4 separate regions of the Homo sapiens genome follow, and all the other regions are linked to region 2. Evidence: chromatin contacts called from ENCODE Hi-C data. All regions are on one chromosome and are shown on one strand. The core of a region is the stretch at or near the end of the contact, and the rest is flanking DNA. Distances in the headings are between cores, read along the strand shown. Region 1 holds the start of ZNF616 (zinc finger protein 616). Region 2 holds the start of ZNF468 (zinc finger protein 468). Region 3 holds the start of ZNF610 (zinc finger protein 610). Region 4 holds the start of ZNF331 (zinc finger protein 331).

Evidence for each region. A loop is a pair of places that touch in the nucleus more often than their neighbours do. Pooled maps may share reads with other maps.
Region 1: a pooled map shows a loop between it and region 2 (7-fold over the local background). The contact joins the promoter of ZNF616 here to the promoter of ZNF468 in region 2. A Hi-C loop is called at or near these places in 6 of 50 pooled maps.
Region 3: a loop to region 2 is called in a pooled map, with 6 times the contacts of the local background. The contact joins the promoter of ZNF610 here to the promoter of ZNF468 in region 2. A Hi-C loop is called at or near these places in 4 of 50 pooled maps.
Region 4: a pooled map shows a loop between it and region 2 (5-fold over the local background). The contact joins the promoter of ZNF331 here to the promoter of ZNF468 in region 2. A Hi-C loop is called at or near these places in 7 of 50 pooled maps.

Annotation. Positions count from the first base shown.
Region 1 is chr19:52,138,567-52,141,266 of GRCh38, forward strand. It overlaps ZNF616 (zinc finger protein 616), which reads right to left and starts at 1,372. Exons shown (of 4, transcript NM_178523.5): 1 at 1,166-1,372. RefSeq lists an enhancer at 968-1,207 and silencers at 1,328-1,607, 1,618-1,667.
Region 2 is chr19:52,856,253-52,858,952 of GRCh38, forward strand. ZNF468 (zinc finger protein 468) reads right to left here and starts at 1,367. Exons shown (of 4, transcript NM_001008801.2): 1 at 1,320-1,367. RefSeq lists an enhancer at 966-1,045.
Region 3 is chr19:52,334,850-52,337,549 of GRCh38, forward strand. It overlaps ZNF610 (zinc finger protein 610), which reads left to right and starts at 1,394. Exons shown (of 6, transcript NM_001161425.2): 1 at 1,394-1,657.
Region 4 is chr19:53,536,763-53,539,462 of GRCh38, forward strand. It overlaps ZNF331 (zinc finger protein 331), which reads left to right and starts at 1,383. Exons shown (of 6, transcript NM_001079906.2): 1 at 1,383-1,534; 2 at 2,454-2,520. RefSeq lists enhancers at 1,111-1,627, 1,413-1,462.

The DNA of each region.
Region 1 (2,700 bases), core at 122-2,621, 720 kb before region 2:
TATTCCCTCTTTTATGTCTATTCTGCCCAATGCTTCGAAATTTATTTCACCTCTTGTTGCTCTTTCTCCCCAAACTTTCCCATTGTCCCCAGCCGCCACGTATTCCTGCCTCTTTTCCCCCATCTGAGCTCCCTGTCTGCTCTCCCTGTTAAAATCCCTCTTCCCTGTTAAATTCCCTTTTCCCTGTTACATCTCCTTTGTTCCCACTCTCTAGCACCCCCAACTTCCTAGGCTTCCTCCTTGCTGTGGTTCTCCCTCTACTCTCCTTTGTTACCCACTCCCCTCTCCTTCAGTCCCAGCACCACGTGGCTCTGTCAGCCGCGGCTCCGACTCTTACCTTTTCCGCCCCCCGCGTCTGACTGCAGTGCCTCCTCCTTTGCCGCCCCTCTCTATTTTGCTGCCCTTCAGCTCCCTGAAGCTCTCCCTTTTCCCTAATTTCTTTATGTGCTTTTCTCCCCGTGCTACTTTCTCCATGCGTCCTCTTGCACTCTTGCTCTCTTTGCCAGTACCTAAATTATCATCCATTTTGCCGTGTACTCATTCTTTTCTCCCCAGTTTTTCTTTCTGTCCCGTCGCTCCCCCTCTTTTCCTCTCCTGATCCCTCTCACCCACACATTCAGGAGGAAAGGGGAGGAATACGATGCCCACCTCCCGGAAGAGCACATTTTCCAGTGGAGTAAAAATTTGGGAAGGAACGACAGTGGGTGTCACAAGACAGACTCGGGTGACCTCCTGCAACGCGGAGTCAGGAAAAGCAGTGGCTGTGAAGGGGCAGCCTGGGGAGGGGAAGGACCCGGCGTGAGGAGGACACTAGGTGGCGCGCGGAGGACACTAGGTGGCGCGGGGGACGGTGTCTCAGGACAGGGAGGGTCTGCAGAATCCCAGGACCTGGGAGAAGAAGCGGCTCCTTCAGGAGCTGGGCAGCGGGCGCTCCCCTCCAGGCGTCGACAAGGGCGAAGCTCGGGGGTCTCGACTGGTGGGAATCCACCTCGCGAGGGAGGACTTGACTTCGCCCGGGGCCGAAGCAGGGGTCAATGAGAGTTTTAAGCAGGAACACGACCTGAATGGGGTTATCGACATGGTTATCTACATGGCAGAAAGGCAGGGGGCAAGGAACAGCCTGAGAGAGATTTTAAACCGACAGGGAAGCAATTCTCGGACTTACGTGGGGAGAAGTGCCTGTTGCAGGGGCGAAGGGGCTATGGGTATTTTAAGGTCCGTAGCGATCCCCAGATCACTGGTACGGAGAAGTGAGGACTGCAAAGTGCACGTTTAATCCAGGCAGACGGAGCGAAGTAATGTTTAATCCACGTAGACTGAAACACACACACAGCGATAAGGCCTTTCCCTGGCGCAATCTGCTTCCGGGAGTGACGGAAACTGCTAGCGGAGAGAAAAAACTGGGAGGCCAGGGGGCGGGGCCTGGGCGAGCCGCGACCAGCAAGGGGCGGGTCGGAAAGAGGGGCCTGACTCGGGGAGGGACCCTGAGAGGGTGGAGCCGGGCCGGAGCGGCAGTGGGCGTGGCTAGGTGGGGCGGGACGGAGCCGCGGCGGAGGATGGGGCGGGGTTTCATGGGGTAAGCGGGGCCGAAATAGAGCCTGTTATTTACTCTGGTTCACAGGCAGCATGTCTTTGGTTTTCTGACTACTTCTTGTCCTGTGAAGCAGCGTTGCTGCCTGCCTATTTTAAGTTAATGTTTCAAAATTTAAGGTTAAAGCTTAAAGTTGTGGTCCACTTATATTAGAAACTAAGATGATTTCTTAACAAGTTGAACTAAGTCAAAACCGATTTTTACAAGCTTGGTGGACTCCATCCACTCTTGCCGATGATGCTGAAGCTACTCAATAGTCAGGGAACTAGGATCTCGCTGGGGATTTGATGTGGAGCCGTGGCTGGATCCAGGAACCCGGAAGACATTATGCCAAGCGAAATATGCTAGACACAGAAAGACAAATACTGCCTGTGCTTTTACACGTGCAAAGTACAAACGTCAAATTTACAGTAACAGATTAGAAGGGTGGTTACCAGGGCTGGGGGATGTATCCTATGCCTTTATCACCATTATATTTTGGAAGCAGATAACTTCTCTGGCCTCACAGATTCACAGCTGGGCAGAAATTTTGCCTCAGGATGAATCACACCTTGATTCTCACCCATGTGTGGTTCAGATAATATTTAGGGGGTATTCTGCCCTAAGAGCTGATACAGGAATGGATTAAGACTTTTGAGAGTTGATACTGAAATGGATTAAGTCTTTTGAGATGGGCCAGCAGTTTTGGAGGCCCAGGTGGGCAGGTCACTTGAGCTCAAGAGTTCAAAACCAGCCTGGACAGCATCGTGAGACCCCCATCTCTACAAGAAATACAAAAAGTAGCCAGGCTTGGTAATGCACTCTTGTAGTCCCAGCTACTTGGGAAGCTGAGGTGTCAGAATTGCTTGAGGCCAGGGATTTGAGATCATCCTGGGCAACATAGCCAGACCTCTCTACAAAAAATTAAATTATCTGGACATGGTGGCCTGCACGTGTGGGCCCAGCAACTCGGAAGGGTAAGGAAGGAGGATCATTTGAGCCCAGGAGGTGAAGGCTGCAGTGAGCCATGAGAAGAGGAGATTTGGTTGGGTGCAGTGGCTAACGCCTATAATCCCCACACTTTGGGAGGCCAAGGTAGCAGGGAGCTAACTTGCATTCTTCTGTTAGCT
Region 2 (2,700 bases), core at 117-2,616:
GTTCACACCTGTAATTCCAGCACTTTGGGAGGTGGAGGTGGGTGGATTACCTGAGGTCAGGAGTTTGAGACCAACCTGGCCAACATGGTGAAACCCTATCTCTACTAGAAATACAAAAATTAGCTGGGCTCCATCCTTGCAACTTATTTAACCTCCTGTTGGTCCTTCTCCCCAATCTTTAGATCGTCCTCAATCTCCATAGATTTCTGCCTCTTCTCCCATCTATGCGCCTCCTCTGCTCTCCCTGTTAAATTCTCTCTTCTCTGTTATAACCCCCTGGACCCAATCTGGCACCCCAGATCCCCAGGTGTCCTCCCCGCTGTGCTTCTCCCTCTGTTCTCCTTGCCACCAGCACCACTCTGCTCTGTCTGACCCGGCTCCACATCCCTCCTCCTCTCCCTCACTCTGATGAGCCTCCACATTTCTGCCCCTCTCCCTACCTTGCTGTCCTTCATCTCTCTGTACATCTAGCTTTTCTCTACATTTCTCCAGTTGCTTTTCTCCTCCTGCTTTCTTATCTTTTATCACTTTTGCTGTCTCTTGGCAAATCCCTCACCCATCCTCTACTTTGCCATCTGTTATGGGTCTTTCTCATTCTTCTTTTCTCTGTCTCAGGTTTTCTACTGCTCTCTCAGTCCCTCTCTCTGTCTCCTGATCCCTTTGGCCCACACGATCACAAGAGGGTTTGGAGTAAGACGCCTGCATCTCGGAGAAGCGCATTTTCCAAGTGCTGGAGCTGGGCGGGCAAGAACACCCCGCGTCACAGGACAAGCCCCAGGCACCTCTCCAACGAGGGCTCAGGGGACGCGGTGACTGCGGAGGGGAGATCTGGGGAGCAGCAGGGCCCAGCAAGAGGAGGAGGGAGGTGGGGAGCGACGACGCCTTCGGACAAGGGTGGGATCCGCAGGATCCCAGGACCACAGAACGCAGCCTTCCCGGGACTGGGGTCGCCGCGCTGTGCTCCAGGAACCCAGGAGAGTAAGGCTGGGAGGCGCACAGGGTGGGAATACACCTCTAGGGTGAGGACTTTAAAAAGAGCCGTGCGGAAGGAGTCAAAAAACGGTTTTGAGCAGGAAAACTACGCGATAGGAAACGTATACATTGCCCTATGGCAGAAAGACCCGGGACGGGACCAGCCTCAGGGCGACTTTAAACCTAAAAAGAAGGGGCTTCCGGACTCCCAGTAGAACATCTCCATTTGCTCTGAGTGAAGGAAGAAAGGCGAGAACTTCCAGGTCTATGGGGACCCCACATCCCATGTACAGAAGTGCCGGGGACCTGGGAAGCTCAGACTTAACACCACACAGAGCAAAACTCACCGCCCGCCGCGGCGTGACCGTCATTCCACGGGATCCACTTCCTGGTCTGCGCGAATCTGCGCGCGCAGGACAGAAACCAGGCCTGGGTGGAGCCAACGAGGAGGCGAGCGGGGCCCGGGTGAGGTGTGGGCGGGGCGCGAAGCGGCGAGACCTTGCCCTTTAGAACCCGCAGAGGGCGGGGCCGGAGCGGGACCTGTGCATCTCTCAGCCTCCTCCCAACCCGTTCTCCGGGTTTTGGCGGCGAGAGCCCCCAGGAAGGCAGACGGATAATTCAAAAGCCCTGGAATAGTCTGGAAGGAGGATGCAAACTAGAATGTAAAATGCAAAGCCCTTTCTGGGCGGAACGTAGGATTTCATGCTGATGGCCCACAGGACAGTATAGAAATCTTCTCCCTTTCTATTCTCCATTCACTCAGGAGGGAGAGTCCACCCAGTGCTCAGCTTCAGAGACATCCCTAGGGCCACAGCCTGGGATGCCAGACGGAGTGCTCAGGCCAGGGAGGAGTGAGGTCACCACCTGCTGCTTAAACACAGCAGGGATGCGGGCGTGGGAGCCTGAGGTCCCAGCTACTCAGGAAGCAGCGGCGGGAGGATCGCTCAGCCTGGGGGTCCAGGACAGCCTGCGCGACAATGTAACATTCCCTCCCGCAGTCTCTCTCTTTTTTAAATTTTTAAAATAAAATTTTTATTAGGCCGGGCACGGTGACTCACGCCTGTAATCCCAGCACTTTGGGAGGCTGAGGCGGGCGGATCACGAGGTCAGGAGATCGCGACCATCCTGGCTTACACGATGAAACCCCGTCTCCACTAAAAATACAAAAATTAGCCGGGCGTGGTGGCGGGCGCCTGTAGTCCCAGCTACTCAGGAGGCTGAGGCAGGAGAATGCGGTGAACATGGGAGGTGGAGCTTGCAGTGGGCCGAGACCGAGCCACTGCACTCCAGCCTGGGCGACAGAGCCAGACTCCCTCTCTAAAAATAAATAAACAAACTAAATTTGCTTGTGTGAGATAGGAATACAACATTACTCTTCTCCATATGGATATCCAGTTAGTTGTCCCAGCACATTTGTAAAAGAGATCTGTTACTTTCTCCTTTTTATTTACATTTTTTCTTTTTCTTCTTCTTCTTCTTTTTTTTTTTTTTTTTGAGACTGAGTATTTCTCTGTCGCCCAGGCTGGAGTACAATGGTGACATCTCGGCTCACTGCAGCCTCTGCCTCCTGGGTTGAAGCGATTCTTCTGCCTCAGCCTCCGGAGTAGCTGGCATTACAGGCACACCCACCATGCCCGGCTAATTTTTGTATTTTGGGTACAGACGGGGTTTCATCATGTTGGACAGGCTGGTCTCGAACTCCTGACTTCAAGTGATCCGCCTGCCTCG
Region 3 (2,700 bases), core at 144-2,643, 520 kb before region 2:
ACCGGGGAGGCAGAGGCTACAGTGAGCTGAAACCGTGTCACTGCACTCCAGCCTGGGTGACAGAGCAAGACTCTGTCTCAAAAACAAACACACACACACACACACACACAATGTAATTTACATCTATTTTTTAAAGTTATTGGTTTTTTTAAAAGCAACAGTTGGGCCGGGTGCAGTGGCTCACCCCTGTAATCCCAGCACTTTGGGGGCCGGGGCGTGGGGGGGGGGTGTGGATCACGAGGTCAGGAGATCGAGACCATCCTGGCTAACACGGTGAAACCCCATCTCTACTAAAAATACAAAAAATTAGGCGGGCGTGGTGGTGGGTGCCTGTGGTCCCAGCTACTCAGGAGGCTGAGGCAGGAGAATGGCGTGAACCCAGGAGGCGGAGCTTGCAGTGAGCCTGGGTGACAGAGCGAGACTCCGTCTCAAGAAAAAAAAGCAGTTGGTGGTGGCCTAACATCCCTCCGGGGACAGGACCCATCGCCGAACGATGGGTATGGTGGCATGTGCCTGTAGCGTTTTTAACACACAGGGAAGCGACCGCCAGACTCTCACGGAGATGCCCCGTTCGTTCTGCCTTGGGCCAGGTAAATACGGATTCCCAGGTTGGCCTTAACCCTCCAACGCGCTTGGCGTTGTCCCTCGGAAACTCTCTAGAGATGAGCACTCTAGAGATGACTCAGTGGACTGGGAAAGGCAGACCCACCTCAATTTGGGTGGGCACAATCTAATCAGCTGCCAGCACAGTCAGAATAAAAGCAGGCAGAAGAACGTGAAAACACTAGACGGGCTTAACCTCCCAGCCTACATCTTTCTCCCGTGCTGGAGATCAGAGATGATGATGGAAAGGGAGAAGATTTCTATTATGTTCTGTGGGCCGTCAGCATGAAATTGCACATGCTACCCAGGCAGGGCTTTGCATTTCACATTTTAACTTGCATCGCCTTCACACAGAATTCCAGGCCTTTTAAATTAAATTGTTAAAATTAGTTTTTATTTACTTATTTATTTTAGGACAGAGTCTACACTGAGTATAGCACTGGGTCTACACTACGCCCAGGCTGGAGTGCAGTGGCCATGATAGCTCAGTGTAGACTCGAACTCCTGGGCTGAAGCGATCCTCCAGCCTCAGCCTCTCTAGTCGCTGGGACTACAGGTGCCTGCCACCACGGCCGGCTTAAAATTGATTTTAATAGCAGGAAATTTCCTGGATCTAATCCTCAACTGACGTTGCTTTGCTCCGGCAGGATCCCAGTTTGCAGAGGGCTGAGCTGCTCCAGCCTCACTGCCAGCAAAACCCGGAAAACAGAGGCACTGGAGGCGTGGCCTAGGGAAGCCCCGCCCCGTCCCGTCCCGGTCCGCTCTCTATGCTGCGCGCGCGCAGTTTTTTGCAGACCCGGAAGCGGATCGCGTGGGTAGAAGGTCACACCGCAGCGCGTCAGTTTCCCTTTGTTTAGATTCAATCTGGGCTTCCCAGCTCCCCCGCGCTTCTGTACCCGGGATCTGAGAGTCAACACAGACCTTGAAATCCCCGCACCGCTCCCTCCACCCCGTGTAAATTCAGGCGTCTCCGTGAGAGTCCGGCGCTCGCTTCCCTGTGTGTTAAAATCGCTCGGCGACGGGTCCTGTCCCCGCTCGTTCTGCCTTGGGCCAGGTAAACACGGATTTTCGAGACTCCTTTCCGCTTAAAACTCTTTACTGACCCAACGTCCTGCCCCGCGCTTTTAAAAGTCCTTACCGCAAGGTGGATTCCCGCCCGGGGAGCCTCCCAACCTCGCCCCCGGCCCCTGAAGCGCAGCGCCGCAGCCCCAGTCCCGGCGGGGGAGGCCGCGTCCTGTACTGGGTCCTGGGACCCTTGAGACCCCACACTTCTAATAATTCAGCCCCACCCTTTTCCTCCTTGATCCGGGCCTTCCTACTCCCCAGGCCTCCCCTTCGCAGCCATCGCTACTCCCGACCCCCGGGTGTGGGGACGTGACTTCTTCTGTCTTAGGACATTCAGGATTCTTCGTCCCAAATTCCATCCCACTAAAAATGTGCTCTTGGCGGAGGTGGGCACCTTATTGTACTCCCCTGCCTATGGATGTGTGGGGAAAGATGGTGAAAGAGTGGCAGGAAATAGAAAAATTTTGAAAAAGAAGCATGAGGGAGATCCATAAGCAGACGGCAGAGAGTAGCTGAGAGATTTACAGAGACAGTGAATGAAGCCGAGAATGTAGCAGGGGGAGAAAAGTAACTGGAGAAATGTAGAGAAAAGCTGGGTCTCCAGAGAGATGAAGATGAAGCAAGATTGGGAGAGGGGCAGAAAGGGGGAGGCTCCTCAGACAGAGTAGGGGAGAGGAGGAGGGATTTGGAGCCAGGGCAGACAGAGCAGCATGGTGCTGGGACAGCAAGAGGGGGCAGCTGATGACAAGGAGAGCAGAGGGAGAACCACAGCATGGGGAGGCCTGGGATCCGGGGGGGCCAGAGAGTGGGGACAAGAGAGTGTAGCAGGGAAGAGGAAATTTAACAGGGAGAACAGAGAGGAAGCAGAGATAGGGAGGGCAAGAAACAGGCAGAATGGAAATTGGGGACAATCAAAAATTGGACACAAAGAGGAACAAGGGGTAAAACAAATTGCCAGAATGGAGCAGAACAAATGGAAGAGAAGGAATAGAGGGAAGAGGGGGAGAAACAGCAGGAGAGGAGAGGGGCAGA
Region 4 (2,700 bases), core at 133-2,632, 680 kb after region 2:
CGTGGTAGCGCATGCCTGTCATCCCAGCTACTGGGGAGGCTGACGCAGGAGAACCCCTTGAACCCAGGAGGCGGAGGTTGCAGTGAGCCGAGATCGCACCATTGCACTTGAGCCTGGGCAACAAGAGCGAAACTCCGTCTCAAAACAAACAAACAAACAAACAAAAAATTATTCTCTGGAAATTCTGGGTAACGTCAGTGGATTACATCAATGTTAATCTTCTGGTTGTGGTATTATATACTACAATCACCAGCTGAGGTAACCAGGTGAAAGGTACACAAGATCTCTCAATTTTATTTCTTGTAACTACATATGAATCTAAAGTCTATCTAATTAAAAGAGAAAAAGATTTTCAGAAAAAAAGCATTTTGTGAACATACTTCAACATTGTGTACAACTATAGCTACTTCCTTGGCATAAATACCAAAAAGTGGGATTTTGAGTCAAAATGAGACTGTGGTTAAGTACCTGCAACATCCTGTAGACCCTGTGACGTTAGTACTTGGAATGAGAGCGGGACTCACGGGGCATAACTGCTACCTGTACATTGTTTACAATGCAGCAAGCAAGGGACACCGAATAGCAGCTCCGGCAGCCTGTGCTAGCGGCCTGCAGAGAATTCCAGGTGACGCTCCAGAGGGGCTAGGAGAGGATACCCTTCTGAGGACAGCCATGGCTCGCCCGGCATCACCCCACTCAAGAGGCCAGACGGGGTCCCAGCTGGGGTGACACAGCTCCTTTCCCAGTCGGGAAGGGGCGTCTGCAGGGACCAGGAAGGGCTTAGCTTGGGGCTGCCCGCTCCGGCACCGACCTGGGACGCGCCCTGAGGCCCCTGCCTGGGACCGTCCCGGACTACATTTCCCAGAGACCATCCAGGAGTACGCCGTGCTGCATGCTGGAACACGGGGCTTGGGGCTCTGGTTTCCCCCGACGGCCCCGCGTCCTCTTCTAGCCTCACCCTCTCCCGAGGCCCCAGCGTTGGGGGACTACCGGGTGCGTCTGCGGCTTTGGGAGAGTGGGAGGAGGGAAAGGGATGGGAGGGGTGCACGCACACGTGTCAGTGTGTCCGCGTGTCAGCATCTGTGCAGGCGCACGTGTGTGTCGGGCTCTGTTGTGTCTGCACATGCGTGTCGGCATCTGTGCGTGCGCACACGCCCGTCAGGGTCTGTGTGCCCGCACAGGCACGTCAACAGCTGAGCACGCTATGTATCGGGGGTCTGTGTACGCTCACATACGTGTCGGGGTCTGGGTACGTGCACATACGTGTAGGGGTCTGTGTGCACATGCGTGTCGGGCTCTGCTGCTGTCTGCGCGCTGCGGCCGCTGGGTGCGCGTGCGCATGCGCGCTGGCCTCCAGGGGGTGGCGGGACCGAGTGTGTGACGCACTTGCGTGGGAGTACGAGGCTGACGCGGCGGCCCTGTCCCCGTAACTGTGACACGGGTGCACGCGAGCGTCATTGGGGGCGATGGGGGCCGTGCTGGGTGCGCGTTTGCACCAGTGACGCAGCCGCTGCATCTCCGCCAGTCCGCGCAGGTGAGATTGGTGCGCGTGGCTCCGAGGGGAGACGGGCACGGGGCTTCTGACGGTGACGCACTTGCTGGAGAGTGTGGGGTGACACAGCCGGGCTCTCCCCATAACTGGTGACCGGGGGTGCTCCAGAGGCTTTGGGTCAACGCAGCCCGTGCCTGTGAACCTCGGCGGTGCGTCCCTGGGACTCTGCTCCGTGAGGTGCGCTCTGGGGGTTGTGCGGGGGCAGCGGTCGGGACGGGTCTCCGTGGCCCACGGATGCACCTCTGCACCGTGTGGGGTGGTGGGGCCCGTAGCATGGCCGTGCTGGGCGTTAGTGGGTATGAGGGGCGCAGATGTGTCTCAGGACAGAGTGAGCTGTGGTGAGGCTGAGCTGTGCAGACTTGTGCTGGGATGGGTGATCGGGCCTTCTGGGTGACGCAGGTGTGTGTGACAACACAACCTGTAGCTTCAGCGTCTCTGTGCTGGGATGGATGATCGGGCCTTCTGAGTGATGCAGGTGTGTGTGACAGTGCAACTTGTAGCTCCAGCGTCTCTGCTGCTTCCCCTGCCTTCACCTCCTAACCAAGCGGTACCTGCCTGAGAACAAGGGCCGCGGAGGGACGTGAGCGCCTGAGCCTCGCCTGGAAATTCACCAGCAAGAAGGCAGAAACAGCCATGAGGTGACGCTTTCAGAGCCAGAAGTGCTGTGCATGCAGGCCACCTGAGTGACAGGGGACGGTGGCCTCAGGAGTAGAATTCCTCCTGTAGAGGGACAGGTCCCTGATGTGGGAGACAGGGAGGGGGGCAGCTCCACGCGTCATCATCTCAATCGCCACAGCGTGCTCTTCAGGAATCTCCCAGAAACTCCATCTCGGGGCCTCGTATTTCTCATTGGTTTTATTAGGTATGGCAGGTGTTACCCTTCCGGTTCTGTTTTCCCCAGGCCAGCATCCTTCAGAAAAAGCATCCCCGAGGAGGAAGACGAATCGTTAAACATCTGAAAGGGTCAGGTGAGTATCCTTTTTTTTTTATATTAAATGATATGTGTTTATAAGACTTAAGACCAAACATTAAAGGTAGATGACCAAGATTTGAGTCCTGTTTCTGCCTCTTAGCTTTTTGAGCCTTCTGAAGATAGGCTTGTGAGGAGGGTGAAATGCATTAACACGCATAAAACCCATAGACGCGCA